Regions from separate parts of the Homo sapiens genome. Here all the other regions are linked to region 1. A link is a contact called in ENCODE Hi-C or POLR2A ChIA-PET data. All regions are on one chromosome and are shown on one strand. Each heading gives the region's core, a stretch centred on a gene start or an enhancer-like site at or near the end of the contact. The rest is flanking DNA. Distances are from core to core; before and after follow the strand shown.

What was found. A loop is a pair of places that touch in the nucleus more often than their neighbours do. ChIA-PET counts read pairs that join two places held with the same protein, here RNA polymerase II (POLR2A). Pooled maps may share reads with other maps.
Region 2: a loop to region 1 is called in a pooled map, with 3 times the contacts of the local background. The contact joins the promoter of LTA here to the promoter of HCP5 in region 1. A Hi-C loop is called at or near these places in 5 of 50 pooled maps. POLR2A ChIA-PET finds 5 or more read pairs at or near these places in 2 of 52 experiments (CD4-positive, alpha-beta memory T cell and activated CD4-positive, alpha-beta T cell).
Region 3: a loop to region 1 is called in a pooled map, with 9 times the contacts of the local background. The contact joins the promoter of HLA-B here to the promoter of HCP5 in region 1. A Hi-C loop is called at or near these places in 7 of 50 pooled maps. POLR2A ChIA-PET finds 5 or more read pairs at or near these places in 3 of 52 experiments (Caco-2, GM12878 and activated B cell).

The regions. Positions count from the first base shown.
Region 1 is chr6:31,461,494-31,465,352 of GRCh38, reverse strand. It overlaps HCP5 (HLA complex P5), which reads right to left and starts at 2,173. Exons shown (of 2, transcript NR_040662.1): 1 at 2,074-2,173; 2 at 1-1,982. It also overlaps the pseudogene HLA-X. RefSeq lists enhancers at 2,107-2,401, 1,679-2,878.
Region 2 is chr6:31,570,244-31,574,102 of GRCh38, reverse strand. LTA (lymphotoxin alpha) reads right to left here and starts at 1,814. Exons shown (of 4, transcript NM_000595.4): 1 at 1,657-1,814; 2 at 1,262-1,369; 3 at 1,070-1,175; 4 at 1-822. The coding sequence starts at 1,360. The coding sequence ends at 410. It overlaps LOC100287329 (a long non-coding RNA gene), which reads left to right and starts at 1,400. Exons shown (of 2, transcript NR_149045.1): 1 at 1,400-1,520.
Region 3 is chr6:31,354,953-31,358,428 of GRCh38, reverse strand. It overlaps HLA-B (major histocompatibility complex, class I, B), which reads left to right and starts at 1,250. Exons shown (of 8, transcript NM_005514.8): 1 at 1,250-1,343; 2 at 1,472-1,741; 3 at 1,987-2,262; 4 at 2,837-3,112; 5 at 3,206-3,322. The coding sequence starts at 1,271. MIR6891 (microRNA 6891) reads left to right here and starts at 3,113; the gene lies at 3,113-3,205. RefSeq lists an enhancer at 1,184-1,807.

The DNA.
Region 1 (3,859 bases), core at 924-3,423:
CCAGCTTTGAGTGGAGCCTCCACAGGAAAGGACACTGCAGCAGATCCAGGCCATGGCGCAGTCACCATCCTTCAGACCCCCTGGTGCTGAAAGTGCCAGTGGTGGGGTAAGATTTGGGGTGGAGCTGAACCAAGCACCAGTAGGAGAGTCACAGTGGAGGGCCTGGGATTCTGGAGTAAGGCCATGTCATCCACAGCACAGAAATATGCCCCATCCAAAGCAGAGAAATATGTTGGAAGCAACTTTTGGCATGTTACTGTAGGCCCTGATAAGATAGAATGCTTGACCATGGGACACAAAACAACCATGTGATTCCAAGTGCCCCTACGAATTAGCATCTGTGTAACTCATGAAGTCATACATTGGACATGCCCAACAGCATCCATCATGAGATGGAAAAGTTTCTTGTGAGTTGAGCCTGAATCCCATGTTAACATCCCCAGAAAACACCCAAACCTGAAATGGCCCTGAACAACCAAGCAGAAGCACTGAAATTAGCCAGCCTTCCCCATGGGTCAGCCCAGGCCGGGTAGGATGGGTACATAAATGGAGCAAACACAGTGGCAGGGATGAGGCTACCTATGGGTCCAACAGTACTGACTCCCTCCTACCAAGGTAGATCCAGACACTGCCACCTCTAAATGTCCTACTCATCAGCATTTGAACCCAATGATCTTCCCTGGTAGGGCTCTATTTCTTTAGGTGACCAACCAGACCCTAAGTGAGGAGTTGACTACATTGCACTCCTTCCATCCTGGAAGGGCCAGAGGTTCATCTTCACAGGGATAGGCACCTATTCCATAGGTGGGTTTTCCTGTCCTGCTCTCAGACCCTCAGCCAGCACCACTCTCTGGGGGCTGTTGATATTCCTGATCCACAGGCTTGGCACTGCTCTCCGTGCAGTATCTTCGTGGGGGACCCACTTGACAGCGAAGGAGGTGCAGTGTGGCCATGCTGTGGGACCCACTGGTCCTATCACCATCTGCACCAACCAAGGGCTGCTGGCCATAAAGAATGTTGAAAAGAGCTTCTATAGGCACAGCTCAACGCCAGCTTGCAGGAAGCACTCTGCGGGTGGGAGGGTGCCATCTTTCAGGACATGGTGCATTTTAAAAATCAAAGACATCTCTACAGTTCTGTAATCTCAGTAGGAAGAACACGTGGGTCCAGATACCAAGGGGTGGAAGTGGATGTGGCTCCATATCCCATTCCTTCAACTCACCTGTCGTGGGATTTTGCACTTCTCTCCCAAAACCACACTCTGCAGGGTAGAAGGTCCTGGATTCTAAAGGAGGGTACCCTTAAAAGGGGACAAATGAGTGCCCATTGAACTACACATTACAGCTGCCACAGGGGAATTGGACAGTATGTGTCCAGAGACCAGCGGGTGAGAAGAGGAGTCCCCTCCTCTCCAGGCACAGGTAATAGATCCTGATCCCCAGGAGGAGGCATGGCTGCTGTCACACAATGAGGGTAGGAGGAGTTCGTGTGGAACCCAGGGATCCCCTTGGGGGCCTCCTGGTTCCCCTTGTCCCATTGTAAGTGTGAGGAGAATCGTCCAGCCACCCAACCTGAGAGGGTTTGATTTCCAAGAGCCCAGACCCCTCAGGAAGGAAGATTTCAGTCGCATTTCCAGGTAATTTCCCAAGGCCTCGTTCCTGTGCTCTGACATCCTCAGCAGCATTGGTGCAGAGGCCCTACTTCTCTCAGGCTGTTCCCAGCGGGTGATGGGTCACACCAGGGACACCAAAGCAGGACCATTCCTGGGACACAGAGGACTCCTTTGATGGCCAATAGTGGCTGGAGGACTCTTCCACGGCCTTGATCAACTCTCCTTAGATTACCTGTGTTCTAGAATGCATCCAAAACACCTTCTCTCCTTCTGCCCATCACTTGGGGGCACACTTGCATCTCAGTCTATTGCCTTTTCCAGAGTTGTAATGTAAAAATGAGATCATTTCTGCCTTGATTGTAATTGTAATCTGTAATTAAATATATGTGCAGATTTACTCCTCCGGGCGGGCCCCTCGCTCCTTCCCGCAGAGGCTTTTTCCCTCCCGACCCCGCACTCACCTGCCCAGGTCTGGATCAGGGCCACGGCTCCCGAGAACAGCAGGAGGAGGGTTCGGGACTCCATGACCCGCAACCTTGGCGTCTGGGGAGAATCTGAGTCCCGGTGGGCCGGCGAGGACTTTAGAACCAGGAACCGCGGCGACACTGATTGGCTGATCTAGGAACCCAACACCCAATGGAAGTGAGAACTGAGGCCGCATCATGAGTATCCAGGTAAAAGGACCTGACACAGGTTGGGAAAGGTGGAAGAGAGAGAGCGGAGCTCGGGAAACCCCAAAGCTGAGCCGGCCCATCCCAGGCACCGCCCTCGGGGCCTGAAGCCCAGAGAGCCAAGCTCCGGGCCCTGGGACTTGGCTCTTACCCCCTTCTTTTATATCAAACGCTCTGTCTCAATGTCTCCCCGAATCTTGGCCCCGGAGCTGTCTGAGAAACCAGAGAAAAACCCTCAGCATGGGCTCAGTCCCTCTCCCTTCACTTTTCATCCCAGAATCCCCCTCCCTGAACTGGACTTCCTGCCTCCCATTCCTTGCCTGTCCCCCTGGACTCTTCTAGAAGAGAGCTCACCCAGGCAGCTTGATGCCACAGAGTGAGCTTCTCCTGGGAATGGAGGGAAAGACGGGGGTTGTTTTTTCTTTAAATCTGAAAAAGTTGTGCACCTGGGGATTTATGTGGTCTTTTGTCTTTGCAGGTATTTGTTTAGAAACAAAAGAAAGGCAGTTTTTCCATGACTCAGATTAATCTGGAGCAAATCCCTGGAACACTGATCAGCAGTCCCCTTTGACCCCTGCAGCAGTCTTGGGCACTGTGACTTTTTCTCTCAGGCCTTGTTCTCTGACTCATACTCAGTGTGTGTGGGGGTCTGATTCCAGCTCTTCTGAGTCCCTCGGTCTCCACTCAGGTCAGGACCAGAAGTCACTGTTCCTCCCTCAGATACTGGAACTTTCCAAGGAATAGGAGATTATCCCAGGTGCCTGTGTCCAGGCTGGTGTCTGGGTTCTGTGCTCCCTTCCCCACCTCAGGTGTCCTGTCCATTCTCAGGATGGTCACGTGAGTGCTGCTGGAGTGTCCCATGAGGAGTGCAAAGTGCCTGAATTTTCTGATTCTACATTTTTATTTGCCCCAGAGAAAGAATCCACAGTCCACCCTAGGTCCCTCCTAGAAACAAGGGTGTCTGCCTTACAGAAAGATATAAGCGCAGAAGCCTCTGTCTCTATGGAGATGAGGTGTGCCGTCCTCCCAGCACGTGGACATGCGGATGTGCTCACCAACTGGGAAGTTCTCCAAAACTCACTGTCTAGAGGTGTCTATGGAAGTTTCATTGTGTAGGCAAGATTGGTGAAATCATTGGCCATTGATGACTGAGCTCAACTTCCAGCCCCCTTTTCTTCCCCAGAGGATGGGGATGGCAGTGAAAGTTCCAATCCTCTAATCACAGCTGGTGTTTCTGGCAAGCAGCCTCCATCCTGAAACTATCTAGGAGCCCCTCACCCCATAGTCATCTCATTGCCATATTAAAATCATGCTTATCACTGAGGGACTGCAAGCGTTTTAGGACCTGCCTGTCAGGGACTAGGGGCAAAGACCAAATATATTTATTGGATCACAGATCACTTCCTGGTCTTTAACCACATTATTTCTTCTTATAATTTCTATTTATTTATTTATTATTTTATTTTAGAGACAATGTCTTGCTCTGTTGCCCAGGGTAGAATGCAGTGGCACAATCATAGCTCACTGTAACCTCAAATTCTTGGACTCAAGTGATCCTTCCGCCTCAAGTCTCCTG
Region 2 (3,859 bases), core at 565-3,064, 110 kb before region 1:
CTCTCTCCATCCTCCATAAATAAATAATTTAATTTTTTTGCCTTCATAAATAGTCCCCTCCCTGCCTCTAGTCATCCCCCAAGCTCCTCCATGTGCCTGCTCTTCCTCTGTGTGTGGATCTAGGCCCCACCTAGCTGGTGGGACAGACCAACAGCTTTGGGCTGGGAATTCCTAGGCAGGCTTGAAATCCTCAGCCAGACAGACATCAGGGATGGTTCAGGGAGGTGTGGTCCCCTGGGATGCCTAGAATTCCTTCTTTGAAAGCTCCGGTGACTTGATCAGGGAAGACTTGAGCTGTTGGAATGGCCAAAGGAGAGGTGGTGACGACCCCTGAAATGGTCAGAATGGAGGCAGAATGGGGAGAAGGTCTTGAAATCAATTATTTTTTCTTTCTGGATTTTTCCAAGTTCTACAGAGCGAAGGCTCCAAAGAAGACAGTACTAGGGCTGAGGACTAGGTGGGGGATGCCATCTGTGTGGGTGGATAGCTGGTCTCCCTGGGTGAGCTGGAACGCAGCCCCGTGGTACATCGAGTGCAGCCAGGGTTCCTGCAGCCCTGGATACACCATCTTCTGGGAGCTGAGGAGAGGCACATGGAAGGGGTACTGGGAGGAGAAGAGCTGGACCTCATGGGCCAGGTAGAGTGGGGAGGAGGTGGCCTTGGGAGAGTAGGCTTTCCCAGAGAAGACCACCTGGGAGTAGACGAAGTAGATGCCACTGGTGGGGACCAGGAGAGAATTGTTGCTCAAGGAGAAACCATCCTGGAGGAAGGCACGGTCCGTGTTTGCTCTCCAGAGCAGTGAGTTCTGCTTGCTGGGGTCTCCTAGGAAGAGCCATAGGGGATGGGGGTGGGAGATCAGGGGTCTGGATCAGAGGTCTCAATCCCTGAGGAAGTGGGCACTGAACAACTGAGTTCCTGGGGGATGGCAGGGGGAGGCATAGGAGTGGGCTCCCTCTGTTTTTTTTAGCGTGGGGGAAGTTGGGGGAGAGGGGTGGATGCTTGGGTTCCTGAGGCAGGGGTAGGAGGAGAGCTGGTGGGGACATGTCTGGGAGGTCAGGTGGATGTTTACCAATGAGGTGAGCAGCAGGTTTGAGGGTGCTGTGGGCAAGATGCATCTTGGGGTGCTGACGGGCAGTCTGGGCAGCTGAAGGTGTGAGGCCAACACCAGGGAGCCCCTAGGGGAGAACAGAGTTGAGGGGGGCTCTAGGGCTCAAGGTTTGGCTGAGCCACCCCAGCAGCCCCCATTCTCCTGCTGCCTCACCTGGGCCCCAGGCAGCAGAACCAGCAGCAGCCCCAGAAGGAGGAGGTGTAGGGTGGTGCCACACACCCTTGGGAGGAAGAGACGTTCAGGTGGTGTCATGGGGAGAACCTGCAGAGAAAGAGAGAGAGAGAGAGAGACAGTGAGCGGGGCGGGGCACGCGGCGGAAGACAGACCTCCCGCCCTGGGAGAGAGCACCCCCCGACCCCCGAGAGAGAGATCGACAGAGAAGGGGACAAGATGCAGTCAGAGAAACCCCAAGGTGAGCAGAGGGAGACAGAGAGAGACAGGAAGGGAACAGAGAGGAATCATGGCAGAAACAGAGAATGTGTGACAGAGACAATGAGACTGACAGATGGAGAGTCAGAGACAGAGAAGGAAACCAAAACCAAACCCACCAAGGCCCAGGCCCAGGCAGGCCGGGGATCCAGGCAGCAGGTGCAGGAGGGACCGAGGCCCAGGCAGAGGGCAGGACACTGCTGGGCGGTAGTCCAAAGCACGAAGCACGGGCAGCCCAAGGAGATGGGGCAGGAGAGCCTCACCTGCTGTGCGGAGCCCCTGGGCCCGGACGCTCAGGTCCCTTTATAGAGGAAGCGGCAGTGGCAGCGTGGCAGGCAGCGGGCGGGTTCTAGGTCGGGGCTGGGGCCCGGGGAAGCCCCCAGGGCTTAGAAGATACTGCTGTTTCAGTCAAAGGCAGGAAAGGCTGAGGCCTAGGAGAGAACCACAGGCTGGGGGTTCAGGCGACTGAGTTCTGGGAAAGGGAGTCGGGTCAGGGGAATCGTGGGCTGGGAGGGCCAGGGAGTGGGGTCAGGCCTAGAGTTCCAAAGAAGGGACAGTCAATTCAGAGAGGAGGTGGTTGAGCAGCTGGGGTGTGAGCTGGAGGCCCGGTTCCCTGAAGAGCAATCATATATAACATCTCTGCACCCTTGGCTGAGTACAGGCTTCTCTCTTTGCCCATTTCCTTCTCTTGTACCCCTGTCCTTGTCCCAAACAACTCAAATCATACTTGTCCCAGTATACGGACTTTCCAGCCCATCTGGCAGGTTTCACATCAAGAAGGTCCATTATATATCCCCTTCATCGGGGACATTCTGGTGTTTGCCTCTTGTCCAGGTGAAAATATTAATGGATCCCCCTTCCACTCTTGAAAGTGTCCTAGTTTGGAAGATAAATTTTTTGGTCCCCTTACTCAGAGATGATGCTGGACAGTCAAGTATGATGAGGTCTCATCTCACTCCTGAAGGATGCCCTCCATCTCTTCCTGACTTCAGGTGGCTTCCACAGAACAGATTTATATAACCCCAAATAAACACACATTCCAGGATCAATGTGGCAGACACCTTCCAAAGTTTTCTACAAAGGAAGTTTCAGAATTCCACATGGGTGAGGCTTAAGGGTGGTGACTTAGGGTGGGGTGGGGACAGCTAAGGGACTTGTTCTGAAGCTGCATTTGCAGAGCCAATACATTATTTTAAAATTGTTCCAGGCCTGGTGCAGTGGCTCACACCTGTAATCCTGGCACTTTGGGAGTCTGAGGTGGGCGGATTACTTGAGGTCAGGAGTTTGAGACCAGCTGGCCAACATGGTGAAACCCCATCTCTATAATAAATACAAAAATTAGCCAGGCGTGCTGGTGCGCATCTGCAGTCCCAGCTACTCGGGAGGCTGAGGCTGGAGAATTATTTGAACCTGGGAGGCGGAGGCTGCAGTGAGTCAAGATCGCACCACTGTATTCCAGCCTGGGGGACAGAGCAAGACTCTGTCTCAAAAAAAAAAAAAAAAAGTTTCCAAAATTTTTTTCCTTTTTATTGATATGTAACTTAGGTATGAGGTGGACACCTCTTAAGTGTACAGCTGATGAATTTTTCCATCTGTATGTAGCCACCACCCAGCTCCACGTATTTTCAGGTCCCCAGCAGGTTCCCTCATGCCCCCTCCCTGCTGATACCCTCCAAAGATAACCAACCACTCTCTCACTTTTATCACCATAGATTATTTCCTCCTGGTTTGGGGCATCATATAAATGAAATCACACAGAATGTACTCATTTCTGTTTGACTTCTTTCAGTCAGCATTATGTTTGTGAGATTCATATACGTGGTTGTATGTATCAGTAATGTTTTTAAAAAAAATTATGATGTAATATTCTATTGTATCAATATATTCTAATATATTCTGTTGATGGGGATTTGGTTTGTTTCTAGTTTTTGTCTAACACAAAAAATGTCTAACACGAACATTCTCATACATGAGCCCATTTTCACTTAGCTTGCAAGTTACAAGGTTTAAAAAAAGCAGTTTCTAAAGATGACTTTATTCACTTTTCCTAAGTTTGAGATAATACCAACTTGTCACCTCAAATATTATTACTGCTACTGATGTGATTTTACTTGGAGAGTGTTAGAGGGGTTGGAGCTGGGGCTGGTGGTGACCCGGGGTAAAGCCCACTGTTGCATGGGGCAGACCACTTCTCTCCCCAGGCACAAGGTCCCTGAGGGGTCTTGGTGTAACATGGAGGGACATGTAAGTAACATTCTGGGTGTGTATGAGCTATTTCTCCTGTTCTTCTCTACTTGAGGACCTGCCCCTTTGCCTTTTATG
Region 3 (3,476 bases), core at 1-2,500, 110 kb after region 1:
GACAGTGTTAGTGCCACAATTCAGGAGTGACAGGGTGGCGGGGACTAAGGGGAGCGGGGGTGTGAGGGATGAGAGGGGCAGACAGAAGGGCTGGAGAGGCAGGAGGTGAGGAAAAGGAGCAGGAGAAAGAATTCTAAAGCAGTGGAAGAGCCTGGCAGAGGGTTCTTTGCATTCGGTATTTAATACATTTTGTTGGACTTCCTAAAAACTAATTGGCTCCTTATGATTAAAAAAAAAAAGAGTTACAAAAATACCAAGTGTTCAGATAAAATACGCACACTGCTTGGATGTGCAGAGTTCAGGAAAACAGGCAGTGCTTCAGCGTCGGTGAAGAGCATTGGGACTGCATGGAGCACTCGCAACTTTGAGGTGATGACTACAGGCTCCCGGTTGCAATAGACAGTAACAAACCCTGCTTCTTTATATTCAGGAGATGTTCTGGACTCACACAGGGAAACTCAGGGTGGGGAATGAAGATAATTTTAAATGCAACAACCCAGAGTTACAGATCCACAGTCTGGGAAAGTAAAACTTAGGAGCTTTGAGAGTTTAATTGTAATGCTGTTTTGACACAGGTCTTTTACAAATTGGAATTCTAATCATTCAGGGATTACCAATATTGTGCTACCTACTGTATTAACAAACAAAAAGGAAACTGGTCTCTATGAGAATCCCTATGCGGTGCCTTCAGAGAAAACTTCACCAGGTTTAAAGAGAAAACCCCTGTCTCTACACCTCCATTCCCAGGGCGAGCTCACTCTCTGGCATCAAGTTCCCCGTGCTCAGTTTCCCTACACAAGAGTCCAAGAGGAGAGGTAAGGAGTGGGAGGCAGGGAGTCCAGTTCAGGGACAGGGATTCCAGGACGAGAAGTGAAGGGGAAGGGGCTGGGCGCAGCCTGGGGGTCTCTCCCTGGTTTCCACAGACAGATCCTTGTCCAGGACTCAGGCAGACAGTGTGACAAAGAGGCTTGGTGTAGGAGAAGAGGGATCAGGACGAAGTCCCAGGTCCCGGACGGGGCTCTCAGGGTCTCAGGCTCCGAGGGCCGCGTCTGCAATGGGGAGGCGCAGCGTTGGGGATTCCCCACTCCCCTGAGTTTCACTTCTTCTCCCAACTTGTGTCGGGTCCTTCTTCCAGGATACTCGTGACGCGTCCCCACTTCCCACTCCCATTGGGTATTGGATATCTAGAGAAGCCAATCAGCGTCGCCGCGGTCCCAGTTCTAAAGTCCCCACGCACCCACCCGGACTCAGAGTCTCCTCAGACGCCGAGATGCTGGTCATGGCGCCCCGAACCGTCCTCCTGCTGCTCTCGGCGGCCCTGGCCCTGACCGAGACCTGGGCCGGTGAGTGCGGGTCGGGAGGGAAATGGCCTCTGCCGGGAGGAGCGAGGGGACCGCAGGCGGGGGCGCAGGACCTGAGGAGCCGCGCCGGGAGGAGGGTCGGGCGGGTCTCAGCCCCTCCTCACCCCCAGGCTCCCACTCCATGAGGTATTTCTACACCTCCGTGTCCCGGCCCGGCCGCGGGGAGCCCCGCTTCATCTCAGTGGGCTACGTGGACGACACCCAGTTCGTGAGGTTCGACAGCGACGCCGCGAGTCCGAGAGAGGAGCCGCGGGCGCCGTGGATAGAGCAGGAGGGGCCGGAGTATTGGGACCGGAACACACAGATCTACAAGGCCCAGGCACAGACTGACCGAGAGAGCCTGCGGAACCTGCGCGGCTACTACAACCAGAGCGAGGCCGGTGAGTGACCCCGGCCCGGGGCGCAGGTCACGACTCCCCATCCCCCACGTACGGCCCGGGTCGCCCCGAGTCTCCGGGTCCGAGATCCGCCTCCCTGAGGCCGCGGGACCCGCCCAGACCCTCGACCGGCGAGAGCCCCAGGCGCGTTTACCCGGTTTCATTTTCAGTTGAGGCCAAAATCCCCGCGGGTTGGTCGGGGCGGGGCGGGGCTCGGGGGACTGGGCTGACCGCGGGGCCGGGGCCAGGGTCTCACACCCTCCAGAGCATGTACGGCTGCGACGTGGGGCCGGACGGGCGCCTCCTCCGCGGGCATGACCAGTACGCCTACGACGGCAAGGATTACATCGCCCTGAACGAGGACCTGCGCTCCTGGACCGCCGCGGACACGGCGGCTCAGATCACCCAGCGCAAGTGGGAGGCGGCCCGTGAGGCGGAGCAGCGGAGAGCCTACCTGGAGGGCGAGTGCGTGGAGTGGCTCCGCAGATACCTGGAGAACGGGAAGGACAAGCTGGAGCGCGCTGGTACCAGGGGCAGTGGGGAGCCTTCCCCATCTCCTATAGGTCGCCGGGGATGGCCTCCCACGAGAAGAGGAGGAAAATGGGATCAGCGCTAGAATGTCGCCCTCCGTTGAATGGAGAATGGCATGAGTTTTCCTGAGTTTCCTCTGAGGGCCCCCTCTTCTCTCTAGACAATTAAGGAATGACGTCTCTGAGGAAATGGAGGGGAAGACAGTCCCTAGAATACTGATCAGGGGTCCCCTTTGACCCCTGCAGCAGCCTTGGGAACCGTGACTTTTCCTCTCAGGCCTTGTTCTCTGCCTCACACTCAGTGTGTTTGGGGCTCTGATTCCAGCACTTCTGAGTCACTTTACCTCCACTCAGATCAGGAGCAGAAGTCCCTGTTCCCCGCTCAGAGACTCGAACTTTCCAATGAATAGGAGATTATCCCAGGTGCCTGCGTCCAGGCTGGTGTCTGGGTTCTGTGCCCCTTCCCCACCCCAGGTGTCCTGTCCATTCTCAGGCTGGTCACATGGGTGGTCCTAGGGTGTCCCATGAAAGATGCAAAGCGCCTGAATTTTCTGACTCTTCCCATCAGACCCCCCAAAGACACACGTGACCCACCACCCCATCTCTGACCATGAGGCCACCCTGAGGTGCTGGGCCCTGGGTTTCTACCCTGCGGAGATCACACTGACCTGGCAGCGGGATGGCGAGGACCAAACTCAGGACACTGAGCTTGTGGAGACCAGACCAGCAGGAGATAGAACCTTCCAGAAGTGGGCAGCTGTGGTGGTGCCTTCTGGAGAAGAGCAGAGATACACATGCCATGTACAGCATGAGGGGCTGCCGAAGCCCCTCACCCTGAGATGGGGTAAGGAGGGGGATGAGGGGTCATATCTCTTCTCAGGGAAAGCAGGAGCCCTTCAGCAGGGTCAGGGCCCCTCATCTTCCCCTCCTTTCCCAGAGCCGTCTTCCCAGTCCACCGTCCCCATCGTGGGCATTGTTGCTGGCCTGGCTGTCCTAGCAGTTGTGGTCATCGGAGCTGTGGTCGCTGCTGTGATGTGTAGGAGGAAGAGTTCAGGTAGGGAAGGGGTGAGGGGTGGGGTCTGGGTTTTCTTGTCCCACTGGGGGTTTCAAGCCCCAGGTAGAAGTGTTCCCTGCCTCATTACTGGGAAGCAGCATGCACACAGGGGCTAACGCAGCCTGGGACCCTGTGTGCCAGCACTTACTCTTTT